Regions from separate parts of the Homo sapiens genome. Here region 2 is linked to region 1. Evidence: chromatin contacts called from ENCODE Hi-C or POLR2A ChIA-PET data. All regions are on one chromosome and are shown on one strand. Each heading gives the region's core, a stretch centred on a gene start or an enhancer-like site at or near the end of the contact. The rest is flanking DNA. Distances are from core to core; before and after follow the strand shown.

Region 1 (2,826 bases), core at 141-2,640:
TTTGAGCTGCACAGCCCAACACAAACCCTGCTGCAGAAGCTCCCAAAGCCATGGGAAAAGCCAAAAGACCCTTCCCAACATGCTCTACAGTCACCCTCCCTGCGGGGCCGGGGGAAAATGTGCAAAACAAATCCCATCCAAATGAAAATAAATTCGAAGAGAGTAAGTGGAGGCCTCTCCAGAAGAGAAGGAATCAGTGTAAGGATTCTGACGCTGTGAAAAATCTGAATATTGTGGCACCACCAAAGGATCGCACTGGCTTGCTAGTGATGGATGCTGAAAACAATGGAAACTCTGAAAGGACAGATAAAGAATGAGATTGAGACAAAAACATTACAAAGAATCAGTGAAAGAAAACGTTGGTTTTTTGAAAGTATAAATAAAATTGAGAGATGGCTGACTACACTAACCAAAAAAAGGAGAAGATTTAAATAAGCACAATCAGAAATGATAAAGTTGACATTACAACCAACGCCACAGAAATACAAATGACCATCAGAGACTACTATGAACACCTTTATGCACGTAAACTAGAAAACCTAGAGAAATGGATGAATTCCTAGACACATACAACTTCCTAAGATCGCACAGGCAAAAAATAGAAACCCTAAACAGACCAATAACAAGTAACCAAAAAGAATCAGTACTAAAAATCTTCCGGCAAAAAAGCCCAAGAACAGATGGATTCACAGTCGAAATTTGCCATATACACAACGAAGAGCTGGTGCCAATCATAATGAAAGTATTCCAAAAAATCAAGGCGATGGGATTCTTTCCTAGCTCATTCTATGAAACCAATATCACCCTGATAGCAAAATCAGACAGGGATCCAACAGAAAAATAAAGCTACAGGCCAAGAAACCTGAGGAACACAGGTGCAAAAATCCTCAAGAAAATGCTATTAAACGGAATCTAACAGTGTATCAAAAACATAATTCATCATGATCAAGTTGGCTTGATTCCAGGGATGAAAGGATGGTTCAATATATGCAAGTCAATAAAAGTGACTCATGACATAAACTAAGAACAAAAAGCATATGGTCATCTCAATAGATGCAGATAAAGCGTTCGAGAAAGTCCAATATCCCTTCATGATAAAATCCCTCAACAGACTAGGCATGAAAGAAACATACCCCAAAATAAGAGCCTTATAAGACAAACGCACAGCCAACCTTAAAATTGAATGGGGAGAAGTGAAAGCATTTCCCCAAGAAATGGAACAGGATAAGGATGTCCACTCTCACCACTCCTATTCAACACAGTACTGGAAGTCCTAGCCAGAGCAATCAGGCAACAGAAAGAAAGAAAGTGCATCCACATTGGAAAAGAGAAAGTGAAATTATCTGTGTGTGCTGATGACACGATCATATACCCAGAAAACCCTGAAGATTCTTCCAGAAGACTCGTAGACTTGGTAAGTGACTTCAGTAAAGTCTCTGGATAAAAAAATCAAGCTACAAAAATCAGTAGCTTTTCTATACATCAGTACCGTTCAAGCTGAGAATCAAATTAAGGACACACAAACACAAACACACACTGAGGAGTATATTTAACCAAGGAGGTGAAAGACCTCTACACAGAGAGTGACAAAAGGCTGATGAAAGGAACTGTAGGCAACACAACCAAATAGAAAAATATTCCTTGCTCACAAATGGGAAGAATCAATATTGTTAAAATGACCATATTGCCCAAAGCATACTACAGATTCAACACAATTCCTATTAAATTACAAATGTCATTTCTTTAACAGAATTAGAGAAAAAGCAATTTTTAAATTCATTTGGAACCAAAAACCAGCCTGAACAGCTAAAACACTTCTATGCAAAAAGAACAAAACAGGAGGCATCACATTGCCTGATTTCAAGTTATACTATAAGGCCATAGTAACTAAGACAGCATTTACTAGTACAAAAATATACACAGACATCAAGGGAACAGAATAGAGAAACTAGAAATAAAGATACATGCCTACAACATACTGAGCTTTGCTAAAGTCAACAAAGTAAACAATGGGGAAAGGACACCCTATTCAATAAAGGATGCTGGAAAAACTGGGTAGCCATATGCAAAAGAATAAAACTGGACCTTTATCTCCCACCATGTACAAAAATCAACTCAAGATGAATTAAAGACCTCAATGTGAGACCTGAAACTATGTAATTCCTAAAGCAAAATTTAGGAAAAACCCTTCTGGACATTAGTCCAGGCAAAGAACTTATGGTAAAGACCCTTAAAAATGCAACAAACCCCCGAATAGACAAATGAGACATGATTAAAATTAAAAGCTACTGCACAGCAAAAGAAACAATCAACAGAATGAACAGACAACCTACACAATGGAAGAAAATATTTGCAAATTATGCCTCCAACAAAAGACTAATGTCCAGAATCTGCAAGGAAGTCAAAGAATTCAACATGAAAAAAAAAAAACAAAAAACACAGACAACTTTATGGAAAACTGAGTAAAGACCATCAACAGACATTTCTCAAAACAAGAAATATAAGTGGCCAACAAACACATTAAAAAATGCTCAACATCATTAATCATCAGAGAAATTCAACTTAAAACCACACTGAGTATCAACTTACACCAGTCAAAATGGCTACTTTTAAGAAGTCAGAACCAACAGATGTTAGCAAGATACATGGTTGGTAGGAATGTAAATGAGTTTATCTTCTATGGAAAATAATATGGAGCTATCTCAACTAAAAATAGAACTACCATTTCACTTAGCAATCCCATTACATGGTATCCAGCCAAAGGAAAAGTCATTATATTAAAAAGACAATTGGGTCAGGTGTGGTGGCTCACGCCTGTAATCCCAG
Region 2 (2,826 bases), core at 257-2,756, 40 kb before region 1:
CTCACCTGAGACTATGAGCTCCAGGGGGTCACTGGGGTGTGACAGCAGGTAGTGGGAGAAGCCGTGTGAGCTGAAGCACCTGTAGGTCCCCCCGTGCACTGAGGTCACAGGACTCATGGGGAATTCAGCCTGGTGCTGCTGAGCTCCGTGCTCTGATCTCAGATGCAGTAGGGGATGGGCTGCCCGCTCCTTGATCAGAAGAAAAGTGTCCATTGGGCTCCGTGACTGACACAGCAGGGTCACGCTCTTTCCTGAGGTCACAAGAGGACTCGGCAGGGCTGAAAGGGTGGGTTTACTGTAGGCTCCTAGGAGAGAAGGAGGCACCGTGTTAAATGGGGCTCCCACCTCCCACATCATCCCCAGGGCTGGGCTGTGAGAGGGAGATGCCCCTGAGAGCTGACCCCCTTCCTGAGGGCAGAGCCTGGGGCTGGGACCCCTGAGTGTCCTCTCACCTGTCATCACCAGCTCCAGGGGGTCACTGGGCTGTGACCAGCCTACAGGGCTGCGATAGTAACAGCGGTATCTCCCTGCATAGTCCTCTGTCATGGATGGGATGGAGAATCTGGCCTTGTTCTTGGGCTCCAGTGGGTTCTGTCTGTCCCAGGGTGCTGGGCTTTCCTCTTTATCCAGACGGTACTCCCGAGCCTCCAGGGTCCCCTGACACCAGATGGTCACAGAGTTCCCCCAGCTGATCACAGAGCCTGGCTCAGCCCAGAGGGTGGGTTTGGGGAGGGGCCCTGGAAGAAAATCAGAGGCTGGATCCCAAGACCTTCCTCAGCCCTCAGATCCCAGCTCTCAGCCCCAGGACCCCCCCGTCATCCTCATCAGTCACCCAGAACTGCTGTCTCCTCCCCCAGCTGCCCATGGGTGGCCCCTTGTCCCAGTGAGGAGGAGGGACCTGGGACAGCTGGGGACAGACTCACCTGCCTGCATGTGGGTCCTGGGGCCCAGACTCAGCCCTGGAAGAGAGTTCCCTGTGAGGGATTTGCCCCGGAAGCCTGAGCAGGTCCTCTCTTTACCCTGAGATTTTTTTTTTTTTTTTTTTTTGAGACGGAGTCTCGCTGTCACCCAGGCTGGAGTGCGGTGGTGCGATCTTGGCTCACTGCAAGCTCCGCCTCCCGGGTTCACGCCATTCTCCTGCCTCAGCCTCCCGAGTGGCTGGGACCACAGGCGCCTGCAACCACCCCCGGCTAATTTTTTGTATTTTTAGTAGAGACAGGGTTTCACCGTGTTAGCCAGGATGGTCTCGATCTCCTGACCTCGTGATCCGCCCGCCTCGGCCTCCCAAAGTGCTGGGATTACAGGCGTGAGCCACCGCGCCCGGCTACCCTGAGATTTTTGAGTCTCCTAAAGAACCAGGGCCTGGCTGTGAGGCAAATTTCCTCCAAGACTCGGGTCTCCCCTCCCCCTCTTTAAATCTCACCGAGGCAGAGCAGAGCCGTGAAGGTGGGGATCATGGCGTCTCCTCCCAGGGGCCCCAGCTGTGCAGATGGATGAGTCCTCAGTGCCGGCAGGACAAAGAGACACACAGGGTGTGGCCGCTTGGAGGCTGGGTCCTTCTCGTCATGGGGTTGTTCCATCAGCAGCCCACAGGAAGGGAAACTGCCCTCATTTGAACCCCAGCCTGGCTTTCATTTCCCCAGAGCTAGGGCTGAGGCAGGCACCAGGTTCTCTGCAGACATTTCAGACAGAAATGGGGTCTCTCTGATCCCAGCCTGCTGTCTGCCTGGTCTTAATTCCTCTCTTGACCAAACATCAACCCGTATGTATCGTGTGTTTGCAAAGCGCCTGACACTGGGGGTACATCATTGAACAAGTGAAAAAAAAAAAAAACCAAAAACCTGCATTTTCAGGGTACAGATGAACCATAAAGCTTCCTTTTGCTGCCATAACAAATCACCACAAGCTTAGTGGCTTCACATAATGTAGGTTTATTGACTTACCGTCCCGGAGGTCACAAGTCCAAAATGGGTCTCCCTGGGCTAAAATGAAGCTGCTATCAGAGCCGTGTCCTCCTGGAGGCTCCAAGGAGAATCTGTTCCCTCGCCTGTTCAAGCCTCTGCAGGCTCCCGCATTCCTGCCTCTCCATTCCCTCCAACCTCAAAGCCACCAGTCCCGTTATCTGCCCCCTGCTTCCATGCACTCACCTCCTTCTCTCACTCTGACCCTCCTGTCTTCCTCTTTCACTTACTCAGCCCCTTGTGATTACATCAGGCCCACCTGGGTAATCTCCCCAACCCAAGATCCTTGACTTAATCACATCTGCAAAGTCCCTTTTGCCACATAAGCTTCCCCAACTCACAGGGTCTGGGCCTCAGGAGGTGGACATCTCTGGGAGGTCACTATTCTGCCTCCCACAGGCCTTCAGGGACTCCTTTAACCAAATCTCACATAGAGCACTTCTCTGCGATGACGGAGAGTGGCTGGGCACGCCAGTCGAATGCTTGGTGGGCCAGTACGCAGCCAGGTCATGGTCGGCTACTCATGTCCCATGGGACCTGCCCACTTGAGGCCAAACATTCCATCTCCACCAGAGCCCGGTAGACATCTAAAAACTGTGTCGCAAAACAAAACTCATTCTCTGCAGCGCTAGCACGATGTAGCTCCAAAATATATATATATATTTTTTCTTTTCTGAGATGCAGTCTCACTCTGTCGCCCAGGCTAGAGTGCTGTGGTGTGATCTCAGCTCACTGCAACCTCCGCCTCCTGGGTTCAGGAGACTCTCCTGCTTTAGCCTCCTGTGTAGCTGGGATTACAGGCACCCGCCACCACTCACAGCTAATTTTTGTATTTTTAATAGAGATGGGGTTTCACCATGTTGGC

The links. Hi-C counts contacts between places; a loop is a spot of excess contacts on that map. ChIA-PET counts read pairs that join two places held with the same protein, here RNA polymerase II (POLR2A). Pooled maps may share reads with other maps.
Region 2: a loop to region 1 is called in a pooled map, with 2.0 times the contacts of the local background. The contact joins the promoter of LILRB4 here to the enhancer-like site in region 1. A Hi-C loop is called at or near these places in 1 of 168 maps with a recorded cell type or tissue (B cell), 15 of 37 single-sample maps with no recorded cell type and 5 of 50 pooled maps. POLR2A ChIA-PET finds 5 or more read pairs at or near these places in 4 of 52 experiments (CD8-positive, alpha-beta memory T cell, GM12878, OCI-LY7 and 1 more).

The regions. Positions count from the first base shown.
Region 1 is chr19:54,621,140-54,623,965 of GRCh38, reverse strand. It overlaps a transcript of LILRB1 not described here. Among named protein-coding and RNA genes, the nearest start is that of LILRB1, 7.9 kb to the left of the region's middle. Within about 2 kb of position 1,390, at least 3 of the 41 ENCODE cell types and tissues checked have a DNase peak (open chromatin) inside an H3K27ac peak, as active enhancers do; they include B cell and GM12878, where a contact is called at or near this core.
Region 2 is chr19:54,661,665-54,664,490 of GRCh38, reverse strand. It overlaps LILRB4 (leukocyte immunoglobulin like receptor B4), which reads right to left and starts at 1,506. Exons shown (of 12, transcript NM_001278426.4): 1 at 1,424-1,506; 2 at 924-959; 3 at 453-737; 4 at 6-305. The coding sequence starts at 1,457.